Regions from separate parts of the Homo sapiens genome. Here region 2 is linked to region 1. Evidence: chromatin loops called from intact Hi-C (ENCODE). Cell type or tissue: Calu3. All regions are shown on one strand. Links, peaks and the distances in the headings refer to the core of each region. The heading gives the core; the rest is flanking DNA.

Region 1 (11,563 bases), core at 1,179-9,178:
CAATGGCAAGATCTCGGCTCACTGCATCCTCTACCTCCCGGGTTCAAGTGATTCTCTTGCCCCAGCCTCCTGAGTAGCTGAGATTACAGGCGCGTGCCACCACGCCCCGCTAATTTTTGTATTTTTAGTAGAGACGCGGTTTTGCCATTTTGGCCAAGCTGATCTCGAACTCCTGACCTCAGGTGATCCACCTGCCGCAGCCTCCCAAAGTGCTGGGATTACAGGCATGAGCTACCACGCCTGGCCTCCTTCTTTTCATTTTAGGGGATGAGAGTTCGAAGCTAACAGATAATAAAACTTATAAATTATCTACAAACCAAGAATCTGAATTGTTGAAATTTTCACTTTACAAGAGAAGATCTAGTTAGGTTTATATGATAATCTTGAACTGCTACAAAACAGATGCTGTGGGCTGGGCATGGTGGCTCATGCTTGTAATCCCAGCACTTTGAGAGGCTGAGGTGGGAGGATCGCTTTAGCCCAGGAGTTTGCCACCAGCGTGGGCAGCGTAGTGAGACCCTATCCTTACAAAAAATTAAAAAATTAGCTGGGTGTGGTGGTGCCCACCTGTAGTCCCAGCTACTCTGGAGGCTGAGATGGCAGGATTTCTTGAGCCCCAGATTTTGAGGCTGCAGTGAGCCATGATCATGCCACTGTACTCCAGCCTGGGCAACAGAGTGAGACCCTGTCTGAAAACAAACAAACAAACAAACCGCCCCCCTCAAAAAACCAACTCAATACACCAGAACCAAAAACCAAAAAAAACCCCCAGAAGTTGGGTACTGTGGCTCATGCTTGTAATCCCAGCACTTTGGGAGGTTAAGTTGGGCAGATTGCTTGAGCCCAGGAGTTCGAGACCAGCCTGGGCAACATAGCGAGACCCTGTTTCTATGAAAAATATAAAAATTTAGCCAGGCATGGTGGCATGCACCTATGGTCCCAGCTGCTAAGGAGGTTGAGTGGGAGGATGGCTTGAAGCCTGGGAGGTGGAAGTTGCTGTGAGGCAAGATCATGCCACTGCACTCCAGCCTGGGCGACAGAGCAAGACCCTGCCTCAAAACAAAACAAAATAAAACAAAAACACCACAAAAACCAACCAAACAAAAAATTGTTGCTGTGGGAATATTTGATGGGTTTAATACTTGTTAATATCCAGTAGAGATAATTAAGGCTGATCCTTGATTCCCTTTCCCTAGCATTTTATTGTGGTTCATTTAGGTGTTCTCAATGTTGAGTGAACTTTTCAAAAATACTCTTCCTTCTCTATAACCCAAAGAGTATATTCTTCAAAGCTACCTTCTACATGACTCCCTCACCCAAAAATTCATCTTTGTTTCTAGCAGCCTACGCTACTCATTTCTTTGAGCCCACCTTTGAATTTAGGACTTGTAAAATTATAAACATTTATAAATGTTTGATCTCTATGTCCATGGAACAGCTTTAAAAATCTTCTTTAATCTCTGAGATGAGGCAGTCAAGAATAAGGCATCTTCGATTACAGAATCTCTTTGAAGTTTTCTTTCTATTTCAGGTTTTCCCTCTAGCACTCCTACGTTCGGTAGCTCTAAGGTGGATTTTTTTAATTAATCTTTTTCCTTTTTGCTTAGGTATCCTTGGCAGTCTTTCAAAAGTTAAGAGGCAACATTAGTAAAATTATACTTTCAAACTTTATCATTTTCGAACTCTGTTTCTCTAGTAAGTTAATGAGCTAGAGACCTCCTTTTAAAATAATCTCATCTATTTTACATTTTAATGCTGTTTCTGTTGTAGATATTACAGTCCTAAAAATGTGTTATTTTCTTAGAGTAGACTGGAAAGCTCAAATTAATCAATATGTCTCCAGCCTAGCTACCATCCATTTCTGTTTTATAGGATTATATACTTGTTTATTTTATAAAATGGAAAGTTTGAAATCTTATAATATTTTCATTTATGGTTTTATGTGAATCAAACAGTCTTGGTTCAGGTGATTTAAAAATATCACTACAAAAAGGAGATATCTTGCTTATTTTTCATTCATGTAGTCCTGTGTGAAATTATTGGTGGTCTTTCTGTCTCCGTGAACATCTGCAGCCACACAGAGAAATTTTATTTGCCTTTTGTTATCAGATTCACATATTATGAATGTTGAGGCTAGATATCATTGATATCATTGATTAGAACCATTAAAATACTAAAGATACTAGTAAAGAAAAAGATACTAATGACAAAAAAATACTAATCTTGCATATTAATCTTGTTTTTACTTCAGTGTTAGTAAAAACACTAGTAAAAAGCAGTTAGTTACTTCCTTTTTATTTTGTATTTGACATTACACACACATGTTCTGCACGTTCTGAGAAGAAAGTGTCAGATTGCTTCCTGTTTGAGTTTAGATGCAATCGCTAGTCTTGCTGAAAGCCAATGAAATTGAAAGGCTTAGCTTTGTAAGTAGAATTTCTGTTTCTTTAACTCTATAGTTGATAATATTGTTTCTCAAGTTTCCTTTGGTAGGTATTCTCAGGGAACGTTCCAGGATCTTGTAATACTTCTTGTTTGATTAGAAAATGATTCATTACGTGCCTTTCAGCTCTTTAGGAAAGTGGACGGCCTTCACATCAGTGGGATTGAATTCAGAAAAAGAACATACTACTAAAAGTACTTTTGTAATTATTTTATTAGTTTTTCTCATATTATTAGTTTTTCTCATATTTCAGTGAAATTTCTTATATTATTAGTTTTTCTCATATTCAGTGAAGTGCTAAAAATGATGTCCAAATTTATGTTTAAAGTTTCACAGAGTTATACACTGACTTTAAAATTGCATTGCTTTATTTTAAGGATTAGAGAAATGGTAGTGCACGGGTTAAGAATTTGGGTGATGGCACCAGGCTGTGTAAGTCCAAGAGCCACTTTGCTTGCCATGTGACTTTGAGAAAGCTGTTCCATCTCTTTGTCCCCAGTTTTCTCATTTATAAAATGAGGATAATAGTGCTTATTCCATATGACAGTTATAAGTAGTAAATGAATTTAAATGAAAATATTTAAGGTACTTAAAAGTGCTCATATAAGTAGTAGGCTGCTTATTGTATTGTACTAATATTAATGAAGTATTAACAGTTGTTAATACTGTGTTTTAATTCTTGCTCTTTCATTTGATAGTCATATGACTGTCCCCAGGTTACTTTACTTTCAGTCTCATTTTTCATCTTTAAAAACAAGATTATATTATGTTGTATCTAATAAGGCCATCATGATGATTCTAGACTAGATATGCAAATTACCTACTATGCACAGAGTAAGGGCACCATAATTTTATTTTTTTGTTTTTATTTTTTATTTATTTTATTATACTTTAAGTTCTGGGATACATGTGCAGAATGTGCAGGTTTGTTCAAAACATAGGTATACACGTGCCACGGTGGTTTGCTGCACCCATCAACCCATCATCTACATTAGGTATTTCTCCTAATGCTATCCCTCTCCTAGCCCCCCACTCCCCAACAGCCCCCGGTGTGTGATGTTCCCCTCCCTGTGTCCATGTGTTCTCATTGTTCAACTCCCACTTATGAGTGAGAACATGCAGTGTTTGGTTTTCTGTTCGTGTGTTAGTTTGCTGAGAATGATGGTTTCCAGCTTCATCCATGTCCCTGCAAAGGACATGAACTCATCCTTTTTATGGCTGTATAGTATTCCATGGTGTATATGTGCCACATTTTCTTTATCCAATCTATCATTGATGGGCATTTGGGTTGGTTCCTAGTTTTTGCTATTGTGAAAAGTGCTGCAATAAACATACATGTGCATCTGTCTTTATTGTAGAATGATTTATAATCCTTTGGGTGTATACCGAGTAATGGGGTTGCTGGGTCAAATGGTATTTCTGGTTCTAGATCCTTGAGGAATTGCCACACTGTCCTCCACAATGGTTGAACTAATTTACACTCCCATCAACAGTGTAAAAGCGTTCCTATTTCTCGACATCCTCTCTGGCATCTGTTGTTTCCTGACTTTTTAATGATCGCCATTCTAACTGGCATGAGATGGTATCTCATTGTGGTTTTGATTTGCATTTCTCCAATGACCAGTGATGATGAGCTTTTTTTCATATGTTTGTTGACCACATAAATGTCTTCTTTTGAGAAGTGTCCGTTCATATTCTTCGCCCACTTTTTGATGGGGTTATTTTTTTCTTGTATATTTGTTTAAGTTCTTTGTAGATTCTGGATATTAGCCCTTTGTTAAATGGATAGATTGCAAAAATTTTCTCCCATTCTGTAGGTTGCCTGTTCACTCTGATGATAGTTTCTTTTGCTGTGCAGAAGCTCTTTAGTTTAATTAGATCCCATTTGTCTATTTTGGCTTTTGTTGTCATTGCTTTTGGTGTTTTAGTCATGAAGTCTTTGCCCATTCCTGTGTCCTGAATGGTATTGCCTAGGTTTTATTCTAGGGTTTTTATGATTTTAGGTCTTACGTTTAAGTCTTTAATCCATCTTGAGTTAATTTTTCTATAAGGTGTAAGGAAGGGGTCCAGTTTCTGTTAGGGGTCCAGTTTCAGTTTTTTGCATATGGCTAACTAGTTTTCCCGACACCATTTATTAAATAGGGAATCCTTTCCCCATTTCTTGTTTTTGTGAGCTTTGTCAAAGATCAGATGGTTGTAGATGTGTGGCATTATTTCTGAGGCCTCTATTCTGTTCCGTTGGTCTATATATCTGTTTTGGTACCAGTACCATGCTGTTTTGGTTACCGTAGCCTTGTAGTATTGTTTGAAGTCAGGTAGCCTGATGCCTCCAGCTTTGTTCTTCTGCTTAGGTTTGTCTTGGCTATACGGGCTCTTTTTTGGTTCCAGATGAAATTTAAAGTAGTTTTTTCTAATTGTGTGAAGAAAGTCAATGGTAGCTTGATGGAGATAGCATTGAATCTATAAATTACTTTGGATAGTATGGCCATTTTCATGATATTGATTCTTCCTATCCATGAGCATGGAATGTTTTTGCATTTGTTTGTGTCCTCTCTTATTTCCTTGAGCAGCGGTTTGTAGTTCTCCTTGAAGAGGTCCTTTACATCCCTTGTAAGTTGGATTCCTAGGTATTTTATTCTCCTTGTAGCAATTGTGAATGGGAGTTCACTCCTGATTTGGCTTTCTGTTTGTCTGTTATTGGTGTATAGGAATGCTTATGATTTTTGCACATTGATTTTGTATCCTGAGACTTTGCTGAAGTTGCTTATCAGATTAAGAAGTTTTTGGGTTTTCTGAATATACAATCATGTCATCTGCAAACAGAGGTAATTTGACTTCCTCTCTTCCTATTCGAATACCCTTTATTTCTTTCTCTTGGCTGATTGCCCTGGCCAGAACTTCTAATACTATGTTACTATGTTGAATAGGAGTGGTGAGAGAGGGCATCCTTGTCTTGTGTGGTTTTTCAAAGGGAATGCTTCCAGCTTTTTTTTTTTTTTTTTTGAGACAGAGTCTCACCCTGTTGCCCAGGCTGGAGTGCAATGGTGCAATTTCGGCCCACTGCAACCTTCACCTCCTGGGTTCAAGCGATTCTCCTGCCTCAGCCTCCCACGTGGCTGGGATCACAGGCATGTGCCACCATGCCTGGCTAATTTTTTGTATCCTTAGTAGAGATGGGGATTCACCATGTTGGATGGGCTGTCTAGAACTCCTGACCGTGTGATCCACCCGCCTCGGCTTCCCAAAGTGCTGGGATTACAGGTGTGAGCCGCTGTGTTTGGCCTCAGCTTTTGCCCATTCAGTTTGGTATTGGCTATGGATTTGTCATAAGTAGCTCTTATTATTTTGAGATAGGTTCCATCAATACCTAGTTTATTGAGAGTTTTTAGCATGAAGGGGTGTTGAATTTTATCGAAGGCCTTTTCTGCATCTATTGAGATAATCATGTGTTTTTTGTCATTGGTTCTGTTTATGTGATGGATTACATCTATTGATTTGCGTATGTTGAACCAGCCTTGCATCCCAGGGATGAAGCCGACTTGATCGTGGTGGATAAGCTTTTTGATGTGCTGCTGGTTTTGGTTTGCCAGTATTTTATTGAGGATTTTTGCATCAATGTTCATCAGGGATATTGGTCTGAAATTTTCTTTTTTTGTTGTGTCTCTGCCAGGTTTTGGTATCAGGATGATGCTGGCCTCATAAAATGAGTTAGGGAGGAGTCCTTCTTTTTCTGTTGTTTGGAATAGTTTCAGAAGGAATGGTACCAGCTCCTCTTTGTACCTCCAGTAGAATTCGGCTGTGAATCCATGTGGTCCTGGGCTTTGTTTTGGTTGGTAGGCTATTAATTACTGCCTCAATTTCAGAACTTGTTATTGCTGTGCTCAGGGATTTGACTTCTTTCTGGTTTAGTCTTGGGAGGGTGTATGTGTCCAGGAATATATCCATTTCTTCTACAGTTTCTAGTTTATTTGCTTAGAGATATTTATAGTATTCTCTGATGATAGTTTGTATTTCTGGGGGATCAGTGGTGATCTCCCCTTTATCATTTTTTATTGCGTCTATTCGATTCTTCTCTCTTTTCTTCTTTATTAGTTTGGCTGGTGGTCTATTTCATTAATCTTTAAAAAAAAAAAAAGAAACCCAGCTCCTGGATTCATTGATTTTTTGAAAGGTTATTTGTCTCTCTATCTCCTTCACTTCTGCTCTGATCTTAGTTATTTCTTGTCTTCTGCTAGCTTTTGAATTTGTTTGCTCTTGCTTCTCTAGTTCTTTTAATTGTGATGTTAGGGTGTCAATTTTAGATCTTTCCCACTTTCTGCTGTGGGCATTTAGTGCTATAAATTTCCCTCCAAACACTGCTTTATCTGTGTCTTAGAGATTCTGGTACGTTGTGTCTTTGTTCTCATTGGTTTCAAAGAACTTATTCATTTCTGCCTTAATTTTGTTATTTACCCAGAGTCATTCAGGAGCAGGTTGTTCAGTTTCCACGTAGTTGTGTGGTTTTGAGTGAGTTTCTTAATCCTGAGTTCTAATTTGATTGCACTGTGGTCTGAGAGACTGTTTGTTATGATTTCTGTTCTTTTGCATTTGCTGAGGAGTGTTTTACTTCCAATTATGTGGTCAGTTTTAGAGTAAGTGTGATGTGGTGCTGAGAAGAATGTATATTCTGTTGATTTGGGGTGGAGAGTTCTGTAGATGTCTATTAGGTCTGCTTGTTCCAGAGCTGAGTTCAAGTCCTGAATATCCTTGTTAATTTTCTGTCTTGTTGATCTGTCTAATGTTGACAGTGGGGTGTTAAAGTCTCCCACTATTATTGTGTGAGAGTGTAAATCTCTTTATAGGTCTCTAAGAACTTGTTCTGTGAATCGGGGCGCTCCTGTATTGGGTGTGTATACATCTAGGTTAGTTAGCTCTTCTTGTTGCGTTGATCCCTTTACCATTATGTAATGCCCTTTTCTCTGTGTCTTTTGATCTTTGTTGGTTTAAAGTCTGGTTCATCAGAGACTAGGATTGCAACCTCTGCTTTTTTTTTGCTTCCTATTTGCTTGGTAAATATTCCTCCATCCCTTTATTTTGAGCCTATGTGTGTCTTTGCATGTGAGATGGGTCTCCTGAATACAGCATGCCGACGGGTCTTGACTCTTTATCCAATTTGCCAGTCCGTGTCTTTTAGTTGGGGCATTTAGCCCATTTACATTTATGGTTAGCGTTGTTATATGTGAATTTGATCCTGTCATTATGATGCTAGCTGGTTATTTTGCCCATTAGTTGATGCAATTTCTTCATAGCATTGATGGTCTTTACAATTTGGTATGTTTTTGCAGTGGCTGGTACTGGTTTTTCCATTCCATATTTAGTGCTTCATTCAGGAACTCTAGTAAGGCAGGCCTGGAATCTCTCAGCATTTGCTTGTTTGTAAAGGATTTTATTTCTCCTTCACTTATGAAGCTTAGTTTGGCTGGATATGAAATTCTGGGTTGAAAATTCTTTTCTTTAAGAATGTTGAATATTGGCCGCCACTCTCTGCTGACTTGTATGGTTTCTGCAAAGAAATCCACTGTTAGTCTGATGGGCTTCCCTTTGTGGGTAACCTGACCTTTCTCTCTGGCTGCCCTTAACGTTTTTTTCTTGATTTCAACCTTTGTGAATCTGACGATTATGTGTCTTGGGGATGCTCTTCTCCAGGAGTATCTTTGTGGTGTTCTCTGTATTTCCTAAATTTGAATGTTGGCATGTCTTCTAGGTTGGGGAAGTTCTCCTGGATAGTATCCTGCAGAGTGTTTTCCAACTTGGTTCCATTCTCCCCATCACTTTCAGGTACACCAATCAAACGTAGGTTTGGTCTTTTCACATAGTCCCATAGTTCTTGGAGGCCTTGTTCATTCCTTTTCATTCTTTTTTCTCTAATAATGGGTTATTTCATTAAGTTGATCTTTAGTCTCTTTAGTCTCTGATATCCTTTCTTCCGCTTGATCCGTTTGGCTATTGATACTTGTGAATGCTTCTTGAAATTCTCATGCTGTGTTTTTCAGCTCCATCAGGTCATTTATGTTTTTCTCTAAACTGGTTATTCTAGTTAGCAATTCCTCTCACCTTTTTTCAGGGTTCTTTGCTTCCTTGCATTGGGTTAGAACATGCTCCTTTAGCTCATAGGAGTTTGTTATTACCCACCTTCTGAAGCCTACTTCTGTCAGTTCGTCACACTCATTCTCTGTCCAGTTTTGTTCCCTTGCTGGCGAGGAGTTGTGATCCTTTGGAGAAGAGGCATTCTGGTTTTTGGAATTTTCAGCCTTTTTGCGCTGGTTTTTCCTCATCTTCGTGGATTCATCTACCTTTGGTCTTTGATGTTGTTCACCTTCGGATGGGGTCTCTGAGTGGACGTCCTTTTTGTTGATGTTGATGCTATTCCTTTCTGTTTGTTAATTTTCCTTCTAACAGTCAGGACCCTCTGCTGCAGGGCTGGTGGAGTTTGCTGGAGGTCCACTCCAGACCCTGTTTACCTGGGTATGACCAGCAGAGGCTGCCGAACAGCAAAGATTGCTGCCTGTTACTTCCTCTGGAAACTTCGTCTGCCAGATGCCAGCCGGAGCTCTCCTGTATGAGGTGTCTGTCAACCCCTTCTGGGAGGTGTCTCCAAGCCAGGAGGCACGAGGATCAGGGACCCACTTGAGGAGGCAGTCCTGTCCCTTAGCAGAATTTGAGCACTGTTCTGGGAGATCTGCTGCCCTCTTCAGAGCCGGCAGGCAGGAATGTTTAAGTCTGCTGAAGCTGTGCCCACAGCTGCCCCTTCCCCCAGGTGCTCTGTCCCAGGGAGATGGGAGTTTTATCTATAAGCCTCTGACTGGGGCTGTTGACTTTCTTTCAGAGATGCCCTCCCCAGCGAGGAGGAATCTAGAGAGGCAGTCTGGCTACAGCGGCTTTGCCGAGCTGTGGTGGGCTCTGCCCAGTTCAAACTTCCTGGCAGTTTTGTTTACACTGTGAGGGGAAAACCGCCTACTCAAGCCTCAGTAATGGTGGACATCCCTCCCCACACCAAGCTTGAGTGTCCCAGGTCAACTTCAGACTGCTGTGCTGGCAGTGCGAATTTCAAGCCAGTAGATCTTAGCTTGCTGGGCTCTGTGGGAGTGGGATCTGCTGAGCTAGACTACTTGGCTCCCTGGCTTCAGCCCCCTTTCCAGGAGAGTGAATGGTTCTTTCTCGCTTGCATTCTAGGCGCCACTAGGGTATGTAGAAAAACTCCTGCAGCTAGCTCAGTGTCTGAATGGCTGCCCAGTTTTGTGGTTGAAACCCAGGGCCCTGGTGGTGTAGGCACCCGAGGGATTGTGAAGACCATGGGAAAAGTGTAGTATCTGGGCTGAAGTGCACTGTTCCTCTAGGCACAGTCCCTCACGGCTTCCCTTGGCTAGGGGAGGGAGTTCCTCGATGCCTTGTGCTTCCCAGGTGAGGCAACGCCCCGCCCTGCTTCGGCTTGCCCCCCATGGGCTGCCCCCACTGTCTAACCAGGCCCGTTGAGATGAGCCTGGCACCTCAGTTGGAAACGCAGAAATCACCCGCCTTCTGTGTTGATCTGGCTGGGAGCTGCAGACCAGAGCTGTTCCTATTTGGCCATCTTGCCAGCCACCCCTTTATTTTTATTTTTTATTTATTTTTATTTTTATTTTTTCAGACGGAGTCTCGCTTTGTCGCCCAGGCTGGAGTGCAGTGGTGTGATCTCAACTCACTGCAACCTCTGCCTCCTGAGTTCATGCCATTCTCCTGCCTCAGCCTCCCGAGTAGCTGGGACTACAGGCGCCTGCCACCACGCCTTGCTAATTTTTTGTATTTTTGGTAGAGACGGGGTTTCACCGTGTTAGCCATATTGGTCTTGATCTCCTGATCTCACGATCCGCCCACCTCAGCCTCCCAAAGTGCTGGGATTACAGGCATGAGCCACCATTTTTTATTTTTTTGAGGCAGAGTCTCACTCTTTGAACCAGGCTGGAGTGCAGTGGCATAATATTGGCTCACTGCAACCTCTGCCTCACAGGTTCAAGTGATTCTCATGCCTCAGCTTCCTGAATAGCTGGGATTACAGGTGTGCACCACCATGCCCGGCCAGTTTTTGTATTTTCAGTAGAGACAGGGTTTCACTATGTTGGCCAGGCTGGTCTCAAACTCCTGGCCTCAAGCAATCCACCTGCCTCGGCCTCCCAAAGTGCTGGGATTACAGGCGTGAGCCATCACACACAGCCCCATAATTTTATTAATAGTAGTTGTAGTTCAGTTTTTATAATTTTCTCTCCTGAAAACCCTGCCGGATACCCATTTTCCTTTTTGTTTAATCTATTGTAATATTTAACTGTATCCTGCTAAATTGATATCTAGAGAGTTTCTAAAAGGAGGAACTCTTGGGATTCAGGGCTTTAGACACGATTGAAATAAATGTCTTTCTTAATTGCAGACCGTGAGAGAAACGTGGTGGTGATCATTAAGTTTCCACTACTGAGTGTTAAAAAAGGATGTGAGTGCTGAGCCAACATTTTCTCTCTCTTTTATCTCCTGTTATTCCCTCCTCTCTGTCCATTAATATCTGTTGTGAGGTGGTTATGGCAGCTGGAGTTATAGTGCGGACATGATAGTGCTGTAATAGGAACTGCAGTCCTTTCATTTTATAGTGATGGCATGGGAGCCACGGAAAGCTGTAAAGCATTGGAGGGTTACAAGAGTTCCAGAAGTACTGTAAGAAACCTGAAGTTGCATTTCCTTACATTCTTATATTTGTGATGGTTATAGTTAGAAAAATCACTGGAATAATTTGGAGTCTAGGGAAAGCTTTGGTGTGGGCTAGTTTTGTATGAATATTTACTTTTGTTAATATTACATACCAATTTTTGTTTCTAAATGGAAACCTTAGCTTACTGAGCTTCACATTGATTTTGAGGACTGTGTAGTGGTGATTGAAAAATAGGTTACAGCCATTTTGGAAGAGAGAATACACTGGACTTTTACATGAAGTATGGCATACGATACATATCTGACACATCTTGCTAAAAAGCAAGTCCTTAATGACATGACCTCCCATCTTGAGCATAGACACATGTTTTAAATTCATAAATGATGGCCTATTGAGAGATATCTATT
Region 2 (11,563 bases), core at 1,298-9,297, 97 kb after region 1:
TTTTGGATGGGTTCCTTTCACTTAGTAATATGCACTTAAGTTTCCTCTATATCTTTTCGCGTCTTGATGGCCCATTTTTTAGTGCTGAATAATATTTCATTGTCAGAATGTACAACAGTTTATCCATTCACTTACTGAAGGACATCTTGGTTGTTTCTAAGTTTTGGCAATTATGAATAAAGCTGCTTTAGGCCAGGTGTGTTGGCTCATGCCTGTAATCCCCGCACTTTGGGAGGCCAAGGTGGGTGGGTCGCTTGAGGTCAGGAGTTTGAGACCAGCCTGGCCAACATGGCAAAACCCTGTCTCTACTAAAAATACAAAAATTAGCTGGGCGTGGTGGCATGTGCCTGTATTCCCAGCTACTTAGGAGGCTGAGGCATGAGAATCACTTGAGTCCAGGAGGCGGAGGTTGCAGTGAGCCAAGATCGTGTCACTGCACTCCAGCCTTGGTGTCAGAGTGAGTCTCTGTCTCAAACAAAGAAAAAATGAATAAAGCTGCTATAAACATTGTGTGCAGTTTTTATATGGACATAAGTTGTCAACTCTTCTGGGAGGGCAAAAGGAAGGTAATTGCTAGATCTTTTGATAAGATATGTTTAGTTTCAGAGTATGTTCAGATTCTGTCAAACTGTCTTCCAAGTGACTGTATCATTTTGCATTTGTATCCACAATGAATGAGAGTTCCTGTTGCTCCGCATCCTTGCCAACATTTGGTGTTAGCAGTGTTCTGGATTTGGCCATTGTAAGAGGTTCGTAGTGGTATCTCATTGCTTTAATTTGCATTTTCCTGATGACATATGATGTGGAGCATATTTTTATATGCTTATTTACCGTTTGCATGTCTTCTTTGGAGAGGTGTCTGTCAAGGGCTTTACCCCATTTTTTAATCAGATTGTTTTCTTATTGTTGAGTTTTAATATTTCTTCATGTATTTTGGATTATAGATCTTTATCAGACATATCTTTTGCAAGTATTTTCTTTATTGCTTTTTATTTTCTTGACAATATCTTTTGCAGAGCAAAATTTTATAATTTTAATGAAATCCAGTTTATTGATTCTTGTGTTCATGGAGTGTGCCTTTTGTGTAATATCTAAAAAGTCATTGTCAAACCTAAGGGCATCTAGATTTTCTCCTATGTTATCTCCCAGGAGTTCTGTAGTTTTATGTTTTACATTGAGGTCTGAGCCATTTCGATCTAATTTTTGTCAAGAATGTAAGGTCTGTGTTTAGATTTGTTTTTTTAGCATGTGGATGTCCAGTTGTTCTACCACCGTTTTTTGAAGATGGTCTTTGTACCATCATATTGCTTTCGCTCCTTGGTCAAAGATCCGATGATTGTATTTTTGTGGGTCTATTTCTGGGCTCTTTGTTCTGTTCCATTGATCTGTTTGTCTGTTCTTTCATCAGTAGTACATTGTCTTGATTATTGTTGCTTTGCAGAAAGCCTTAAAGTTGAGTAGTGTCATCCTTCTGACTTTATTCTTCTCTTTTAATATTATGTTGGCTATTCTAGGTCTTTTGCCTTGCCATGTAAGCTTTCTAATCACTTTGTTGATATCCACAAAATAACTTGCTGGGATTTTGATAGGGATTGCATTGAATCTATAGATCAAGTTGGAAAGAACTGACATTTTTACAATATTGAGGCTTCCTATCCTAAATATGGAATATCTCTTCATTTATTTAGTTCTTTGATTTCATTCATTAGAGTTTTTTTAGTTTTTTAAAAAATTTTATTTTATTTTTGCTAGAACCATAGGCACACACCATCACAGTCTGCTAGTTCTTAAAACGTTTTTATAGAGATGAGGTCTCCCTTTGTTGCTCAGTCTGCTCTTGAACTTCTGAGTTCAAGTGATCCTCTCACCTTGGCCTCCCAAAGTTCTAGGATTACAGGCATGAGCCATCAAGCCTGGCTCTTGTAGTTTATTTTCTATAGATCATGTACCTATTTTGTTAGGGTTATTCCTTCATTTTGGGAGGTGCTAATGTAAATGGTATTGTTGTAAATTTCAAATTCCTCTTGTTCATTGCTGGTATTTGGAAAAGCAGTTGACTTTTATATATTAATTATGTATCCTGAAACCTTGCTAAATAGCTTATTTGTTTTAAGGTTTTTTTTTTTTTTGCCAATACTCTTGAGTGTTTTATGCAGACATTTATTTCATCTGCGAACAAAGACAGTTTTGTTTCTTCCTTCCCAATCAATATACCTATTATTTCTTTTTCTTGTCTTGTATTAACTAGGACAGGGTCCCCAACCCCTGGGCCATGAACTGGTACTGGTCTGTGGCTTGTTAGGAACCAGGCCGCATAGCAGGAGGTGAGCGGTGGGTGAGTGAGCCAAGCTTCATCTGTGTTTACAGCTGCTCCCCCTTGCTTGCATTACCACCTGAGCTCCGCCTCCTGTCAGATCAGGGGCAGCATTAGATTCTCACAGGAGCACGAACCCTATTGGGAACTGTGCATGTGAGGTATCCAGGTTGCCTGATGATCTGTCACTGTCTCCCATCACCCCCAGATGGGACCTTGTAGTTGCAAGAAAACAAGCTCAGGGCTCGCACTGATTTTATATTATGGTGAGTTGTGTAACTATTTCATTATATATTACAATGTAATAATAGAAATAAAGTGCACAATAAATGTAATGCGCTTGAATCATTCTGAAACCATCTCCCACCCAATCTGTGGAAAAATTACCTTTCCCTCGTGCCAAAACGGTTGGGGGCCACTGAACTAGGACATCCAGTATGATATTGAAAAGGAGTGGTGAGGGGACATTTTTGTCTTTGTTCGTGATTTTAGTGGGAAAGCTTCGAGTTTCTCACCGTTAAGTATGATGTTAGCTATAGATTTTTGTAGTCTTTTTAACTAGTTGAAGTTACTCTATATCTCGTTCACTGAGATCTTTTATCATGAATGGGTTTTGGATTTTGTCAAGTGTGTCTGTCAATAGATGCAGAAAAATCTATTGCTATGATTATGTGATTTTTCTTCTTTAGCCTGTTGATGTGATGAATTACATTAATTGATTTTCAAATGTTGAACCAGCCATGCAATCAGAGGTAAATCCCAGTTAGTCATGGTGTATAATTCTTTTTATACATTGTTATATTTGATTTTCTATGGATGATTTTATATCTATGTTCATGATAAATATTGGTCAATAGTTTTCTTGTGTTGTCTTTGTGTGGTTTTGGTATTAGGATAATGCTGACCTCAGAATGAGTTAGGAAGTATTTCCTCTTGATTCTAATTTCTGAAAAAGTTATGGAAAATTGTCATAATTAAAAAAAATATGGTAACATTCACCAGTGAACCAATCTGGGCCTGGTGCTTTCTGTTTTAGAATGTTGCTAATTATTGATTCAATTTATTTAATAGATATAGGCCTATTCACATCGTCTTTTTCTTCTTACATGAGTTTTGTAGATTGTTTTTCAAGATTTGGTTCATTTCATCTGGGTTATGAAATTTGTGATTTGTTAGATCAATCAGGGATAAGAAAATTAAAAAGTTATTTTACTTTTATTCTTTTATCAATCTTTTTTTCTTTTCTTTGTTTTTCATATTTTATTTTATTTTGTTTTTTGAGGTGGGGTCTTACTCTGTCACACAGGCTGGAGTGCATGGTCACAGCTCACTGCAGCCTCGACCTCCTAGGCACGGGTGATCCTCCTGAGTAACTGGGACTGTAGGCACTCACCACCACATGCAGCTAATTTTTCTATTTTTGGTAGAGAGGGGATTTTGCCATGTTGCCCAGGCTGGTCTTGAGCTCCTGGGCTCAAGTGATCTGTCTGCCTCTGCCTACCATAGTGCTAGGATTATAGGCATGAGCCACCTTGCCCTGCTTCTTTCTCTAGATCCAAATTTCTGACCTACATCATTTTTATCCTATGTAAAGGATTTTTTTTTTTAATTTCTTGCAAGGTAGATCTACTGGCAAAAAAATCTCTCAATTTTTGTTTGTTTGAGAAAGTATTTTTCCTTCACTTTTGAAGAATGATTTTGCGGGTTACAGAATTCTATGTTGTTGTTTTTTCTTTTTTTTTATCAACACTTTATTTTACTTTACCACTCGCTTGTATGGTTTCTAGCAGAAGTAAAATGTAATTCTTATCTTTGCTTCTGTCTAGCTAAGGGTTATTCCCCCCTCACCCCCCACCTCTGGCTTCTTTCAGGTTTTTTTCTTTATCTTTGACTTTCTGTAGTTTGCATATGTCATGCATAGGTATAGTTTTTTTGGTTTTTATCCTGCTTGGCATTCACAGTCTCCTGAATCTTTTGATTGGTATGTGGCATAAAGTTAGGGAAATTTTCAGTGATTACTGCTCTGTATATTTCTGCTGTTCCTTTATCTTCTACTTCCGCTTCTAGTATTCTATCACATGTATGTTACACCTTTTGTAATCATCTCATTGTTCTTGAATATTCTGTTGAGAGGTTTCTTTCGTTTTTTTTTTGTTTTTAGTCTTTTTTCTTTGTGCTTTTCAGTTTTGTACATTTCTATTGTGATATCTTCAAGCTCAGAGAGAGTCTTTGCTCAGCCATGTCTAGTCTACTAGTAAGCTTGTCTAAGTCATTCTTCATTTCCGTTAGTGTTTTTGATTTCTCTTATATGTTTTTTGTTCTGTTTTAGAATTTCTTTTTGTCTGTTTACATTGCCCTTCTTTTCTTACATGCTGTCCATTTTTTCCATTGGCACCCATAGCATGTTAATCATTGTTGTTTTAAATTCCCAGTCTGATAATTCCCACATTCTGCCATATCTGAGTCTGGTTCTGATTCTTGCTGTCTCTTCAAATTGTCTTTGATGCTTTTAGTACACCTTGCACTTTTTTCTTGCTATCTAGACACGAAGTACTGAGAAACAGAAACTGGTATAAATAGGTCTTCAGTGATGTGGTATTAAGGTGTTGGGGGAGAGGGAGTGTTCTGTAATCCACTGATTAGGTCTCAGTCCTTTAGTAAGCCTGTGCTTACTGTGATCCTCACAAGTTCTTCTTAGTCCTCTCCCCTTCAGGAGGGACTAGAAAGCTAGACTTGGCTGGAGCTGGGCATTTGTTTTCACCCAGGTCATTTAGGCTCTGGTGACACCCCAGCAGGTTAGGCTGTAGTTAACTAGTTTTTCCTGAGAGCAGACTTTAAGAACAGAGTACTCTGGTGAGTTTCCATATAGTTTCTTTTACCTTTCCCCTACTGGAAGCATGAGGGGATTTTGCTCCAGTATTCACTGTGAGAACCAGGTCAAGCTCCTGGAGGTAAAAATTCACGCAAGTATGGGGCCCCAGTGACTGAGTCATCCTGGAGTTTTTAACTTTACTCTAAAAGTTGTCCACACTGAGCCTCCAGCAATACATAAATTACAGTTTAGATTTTCCTACCCTAACACTCGTTCCCGTGGAGGTTTGTGGTTTTCTGCTCAGGCAAATTGTGATTTTTGGTATCTGCCAGTTGGTGTCTCCAATATTAGGGGCAGTGATTTGCCTGGTGACCTCAATTCTCTTACATATCTAAAAAGAATGATTTGTTAGTTTGTTTAGTTTTTTCACTTGTTGGTAGGATGGAATAGCAACTTCCAAGCTTCTCAGATGCTGAACTGGAAACCTGAAGTCCCCACAACCATTTTTAGGGGCAAAACTGTAATGTTCATTTCATGAGTATTATATATAATTTCCACCTAGAGGTAAATGGTGTTTTTGTTATTACTGGTTGTTACTTGTTAAAGGTTTATGTTGTGGTTTTCAAAGAAATTTCATGTATCTGTGCTCTAATTTTCTTTATGGAAAAATGGACCAAAAAAATAGAGAGGTATTTAATTGCAATGAATGGGTGCCATTTACCCCTCCCTGCAAAAAGAACATTTCAGAATCATTCAGAATTGAATGATAAGAAATTCTGTTTTTATTGTATAAGGCTTATGGTGGTCTTAGTGTTACAGAATAGCTAACTTTTTGAAATTTCATTGTTTGTTAATCCATGGATTTTTAAAATCATTTTGCCTCCCAATTATGAAAAATAACTTTCACATTGTAGACCATTTGGAAAATACAATTTAAAAGTCACCTGTATCTCCTTGTGTAATGGTTACCATAGTTAACATGCTAGCATATGACTTGCCAATCTTTTTTCTGTATTGGATTCTCTTTTACTTACATGAAATTATATCGTACATATTTTTGTATCCTACTTTTTAAAAAACACATGTGTTTAATGAGGTAATTTTTTAAATGGCTATGTAATATTTCATTTTATGGATATACTATAAGTTGTATATATTTTTTGGCTGAGTACTTAGATTTTATCCAATTTTTTATTCAGTAGTATAAATGTATTATAACTGTCAAATAAATGAACATCTTTGGGTGTAAGTCTTTACCTTCTTTTTTGGTATTGCATTTTAAAAAATGTAGATCTAGTTGATGAAGGTGGAATTTTCGGTCACAGAATGAGCATTTTACGAACTCCAGACATATTTTTCAACACTGTTCTCTAGAGAAGAGATATCCATTAGCCTTACTACCGCAGTGTGTGAGAATGAGGGAGACACACCCCTGCCACTTGTGCTTTTAGTATTTCCAATTTTAGTTTTGCTAATTTAATGGAGATTGGGATGACAGCTCATTGTTTTAATATATTTTCTTTGATTATAAACAAAATAGAATTTTTTTTATATTTTTTTGATTATTTACTATTTATATTGTCTTTATTATAGACTTCATGTTTTTCACGTATACTTATATGAGTTTCTTGTATATTAAGAATTAGCTATAAGGGAACTGTGGAAGTCAAGACTACTTTACCATGTTCATAAAAACTGATAAAAAATGAATATAACTTTCAGATCTTGAGAGCGGATTTTACAGATGTCATGTGAGTTCATTGAGTAATATTCTTATGTACCACTACTGACTGCTTGGGACTTTATTACTGTAAATAGGAAAAACAAAAAATTAAGATTCTGATATGCTAATTATTTTGCTTATATGGTGGTGAATATACTTTTAAAATGAAACATGTATTGCATGCAACAATACTATTTTGGTAGATTTTTAGAAAAGCAGGTATTATTACAGGTAATAGGCAATAATGACTTCGAAGGTCTTAGGGACTATGAGTAGGTAAACACTTTATGACCACGACCCCACAAACACCCCGCAGGAGATTATGTGGCTGCCATTTGTAAACGGCCATTCATTGTCCTGTCTCTTGCCTTTGGCTCTTTCCAGTTTTTCTTCCCAAATCTTTGGACTAGTTCCTGCAGAAAATATGAATTCACAGTGGTGCCCTCTGGGCCTGGGCATCTCTGGGCCGGCAGACCCTGAGCAGCGACTGCTGCTGAGAGCAGGTGTGTGTACAGATGGCATGGTGGGGCCAGCCTGCCTTCTGCTTGGTGATGTTGGAGAGGGTGATTGATAATAGAGCTTACACCGAGTAATGGTCTGAGGCAAGGCGAGCATGAGTGCCTGGCTAAGTGAAAGTCATCGCTGGCAGAGTGGATATGTACACTTAATTTAGTCTGTAGTTTTATTAAACTTCCTTATTAGAGGAGGCCTTATTTTCTTATTAACCAGAGGTCTCCATGCTGGCTGTTTCATCTTGTTGCCTCCTCTCTTACCGTGTATCCTCTCAGGGAGGTGAGGATAATTGAGAAAGGGCTAAAAACAGCTCTCCCGAGTTTGAGAAGGTTTTCAGTTGTCAATGCTTACATAATTTAGAGAGGACTCCAAAGCATTGTGAAAGAAAGCTCATTATGCGTCTCAGTCTCCTTCCTTGTCTTTTCTTGTAGTTGTCTCCATAGTGGGATGTACATATCCCTAGGCTAGATTTGGAGTTGGGTGAGAAGAAAATATTAAAAACTTCATTTTTATTTCATTCTTTTTTATTTCCCATTCTTTTTCATTTCTATTTTATATATGTTATGTAATATACACAACCAATTTTTCTACAGTAAAGTATGTATATAATTTATAAGCAAATATACATAAATTTGGTGGTATGCACAAAAGTTTTTAATTTTTAAGTTTTCGCAGTGTGCAGTTTAAAAATTTTGTAGAACTTTTGTCTTATAGGATTTGTTGTATAGGCATGGCAGCTTTTGCTTACCCTGAATACTAAGACATTTTGACATTTACATAAGATTACTATCTACCAATTGGAGTGTTTTTCTCCCCCCTCTGAGTAAATCAGGCTTAATAGAGTACATATGAAGGGCATAAAGTCAAGGGCAATTCTCACTATTTCTTTGCCAGGATTTTAAACTGAAGTTAAACATGTCAAAATGACTAAAGATTTAGAGATGATTGGTAGAGAAGTGTTCTCAGTTTGTTACTCAACCTCCAAGTTAATGTGGAATTTTATAACTGTTTTAGTCAGCTTTCTGTTGGGAGCTCCAAACATCATAAAATCTTGTGAATTCTGCCTACTACTAATCAATAAGTGAAATGATAGTAATTATCTCTGGTTTTCTTCATTTTTATATGCTTTGACAATAATGTTTAAAACCATTCTGGGCTTTGATTTGGGATTCCACAGAATTTTCTTCTGGGTCACAGAGGGGGTTAATTATTTCTAGAACTCTGAAATTTTGTGATTCTTGTGGTTCAAAATCACAAAAACCAAAGTGAAATCATGGTAGAAAGCTTGATGGTGGGGAATATCAGCTATGGAAAGTAACAGTAATTATCAGTTTTGTACTTTTTTTCTGGAAAATATTATCTTTTGAGGCTTCATTTAATATTTTTCTTTATCAGCCCAGAACATTAAAAAAAAACCCTAACCTACTGGAAAAATTTGGTAAGCCAGTGCTTTGAGTGGTCACAATGTAGAGAAAATGAGCATTGTCATGTAGTAAAGTTAAAAGACAGTTGTGGCCGGGTGCGGTGGCTCACACTTGTAATCCCAGCACTTTGGGAGGCCGAGGTGGGTGGATCACGACGTGAGGAGATCGAGACCATCCTGGCTAACACGGTGAAACCCAATCTCTACTAAAAAAAAATACAAAAAATTAGCCGGGCATGGTGGCAGGTGCCAATAGTCCCAGCTACTCGGGAGGCTGAGGCAGGAGAATGGCGTGAACCTGGGAGGCAGAGCTTGCAGTGAGCCGAGGTTGCGCCACTGCACTCCAGCCTGGGCAACAAAGCGAGACTCTGTCTCAAAAAAAAAAAAAAAAAAAAAAAAAAAAGACAGTTGGGGCTTGCACATGAGTAAGGGACAGGATCTCAGCTCTCTCTGTGGTGGGTGGTTCTTCACAGTCTAAGAAGGCCTCTCACTTTTTTCTTCCATCTTTGTTTCCTTTTCAAATATTTAATGTGTAGAAATTTTTATTGCCCTTTCTGCTTAGTCAGAAATACTAACCATTGTTGAAACTTGTAACCATTTCTGATAATTTGCCCAGTTGAAATAAGATAATTCTTTTATTCAATTCCAGGACTCTGAAATCCTCTGAGACCAAACTTATAGAACTGTCAGTTGTCTGGACTTTTTGTGTGCATTTTATCAAGAGGGAGAAGAACAGTTACTTTCTCCCTTCCCTCAAAACAGGGCAAATGACAGAATTCTATTTCCAGATAGATATGTTTCTTTCAGGGACAAATGTCCTATATTTAGTTCTTTTTAGTTAATATACTTTATATTAGCCAATGCCTAGCACTGCACACAGCAGCAGCCTTGCTTTCTCGCCTATGGCTTTCTGAAAGTTGAGACCACAGAAATACTTTTGCCTTTCCTTGTCATGTCTTATCCACTTAATGAGAATAACTGAAGTAATACTAAAAGCTTTCATAAGACCTGGTTAAACTTGACCTTGAGATTGCTTCACTCAGAAAAGTTCTTAGTTTAATTAACAAGTAACTGATAGGAGTCATGCTTGGCATGGGTCTTCTTGAGAACTTGCCAGCTACTTTTTTTTTTTTTTTAAGACAAGATCTCTCTGTGTCACCCAAGCTGGAGTGCAGTGACATGATCATGGCTCACTGCAACCTCGATCTCCCAGGCTCAGAGGATCCTCCCACTTCAGCCTCCCGAGGAGCTGGGACCACTGGCACACACTAACACACCCGGCTAACTTTGTGTGTGTGTGTGTGTGTATGTGTGTGTGTGTGTGTGTGTGTGTGTGTGTATGTAGGTGGTTGGTATAGAAGTGTTCTCAGTTTGTTACTTAACCTCCAAGTTTATGTGGAGTTTTATAACTATCTTTATAAACAAACAAACAAACAAACAAACAAGCAAACAAACAAACGTATTTTTTGTAGAGACAGGGTTTCACTATGTTGCCCAGGCTGGATCTCAAACTCCTGGGCTCAAGCAGTCCTCCTGCCTCGGCCTCCCAAAGTGCTGAGATTACAGGCATGAGCCACTGTGCCTGGCCCCTGCCAGTTACTTTTATTAAAGTCACAGTGTTCTACTCTGGATCTAGGGAGACCCCCTTTGGTTCCACAGAAGGAGAAGAATGGGCATCTCTACCTGTGCATCAGGATGTCATTTTTTTGAGTTGCGTAGAGAAGGTTCTACTCCCACAGCTTGCATATTGTCCATGTCTGTATTAATCTTGTTATGAGGCATCAACTCAGCATGGGTAATAGGTAGTTACATTAATGCCAGGGCTCAAGGAGTCCCACCCATTTCTTTCACCAAATAGCCCACGAAAGTGATGAGAGATAGGATGACCACATATATACCGTAAACACCAGAATGAAGGCCTTTGTCACTGCTTTCCCCCTCAGTGAAAAAGTAGGAAATGTTTTTAAGTCCCTGCTGTTGTTTGAATATTTGATTCTCCAAACCTCATGTTGAAATTTGGTTCCTAATGTTGGAGGAGGGGCCAAATGGAGGTGTTTGGGTCATGGTCAGTAGCTCCCTACAGTCCTCACAGTAATGAGTGGGTTCTTGCTGTCTTAGTTCTGGAGAGAGCTAGTGGTTAAAAACAGCCTGGTACCCCCACATCTCTCTTGCCCTGTGACCCCTGCACACACTGACTCCCCTTCCCCTTCCACCATGAGTGCAGATTCTGGTGCCATGGGCCTTGTACAGCCTGCAGAACTATGAACCAAACAAACCTCTTTTCTTTATAAACTACCCACATTCAACTATTCCTTTATAGTGACACAGACTGACTGAGACAGTCCCTATTTAATGCAGTGCTGCTGCTTTTCCAGCCAGCAATTCTGAAAGATGTAGATCTAGTATACATATTTTAAGACTGTGTTTTTCTGGGAAAAACAAGTTGTCTATGGCCTTATGAACTGGATTTTCTCATGCTTCTAAACAAACTTTAGCGCTGATGGGAGTATCCAGAATTATTTCCTAAAAAATATCTAGGGCTTTTGGTCCATCAGCCACTGATAGTTTATTATTTGTTGGATGTCTGCCATATGTAGCCTCTCTTTTTGTTACACTCAGGGGAAGGTCTCACCATCAAAATCATTCTTTAGGACTGCTTAGGTTAGAGATCCAGCTAGATGCTCTGGATGGACATCATTTTCTCATATCATTTTATCTTTTAGAGAAATACACATCATTTTCTCCAGATATCAAGTTATAACAGGAAGAAGTGATATT

Evidence for each region. Hi-C counts contacts between places; a loop is a spot of excess contacts. Peaks named below come from ENCODE experiments on the same cell type or tissue, not always from the same donor. Only the 100,000 strongest peaks of a DNase experiment are listed, where the experiment ranks them.
Region 2: it touches region 1 in a loop (2.7-fold over the local background); 1 of 110 quality-filtered maps calls a loop at or near these places.

What each region holds. Positions count from the first base shown.
Region 1 is chr6:20,587,041-20,598,603 of GRCh38, forward strand. All of the region lies in intron 4 of CDKAL1 (CDKAL1 threonylcarbamoyladenosine tRNA methylthiotransferase), which reads left to right. LOC105374968 (a long non-coding RNA gene) reads left to right here and starts at 10,650. Exons shown (of 2, transcript XR_926571.2): 1 at 10,650-10,943. In Calu3, for the core only: no CTCF peak of the experiment used is centred there; no DNase peak of the experiment used is centred there.
Region 2 is chr6:20,683,970-20,695,532 of GRCh38, forward strand. The region is part of intron 5 of CDKAL1 (CDKAL1 threonylcarbamoyladenosine tRNA methylthiotransferase); the gene reads left to right. Among named protein-coding and RNA genes, the nearest start is that of CDKAL1, 160 kb to the left of the region's middle. RefSeq lists an enhancer at 2,072-2,573. In Calu3, for the core only: no CTCF peak of the experiment used is centred there; DNase peaks (open chromatin) are centred at 2,363 and 5,192.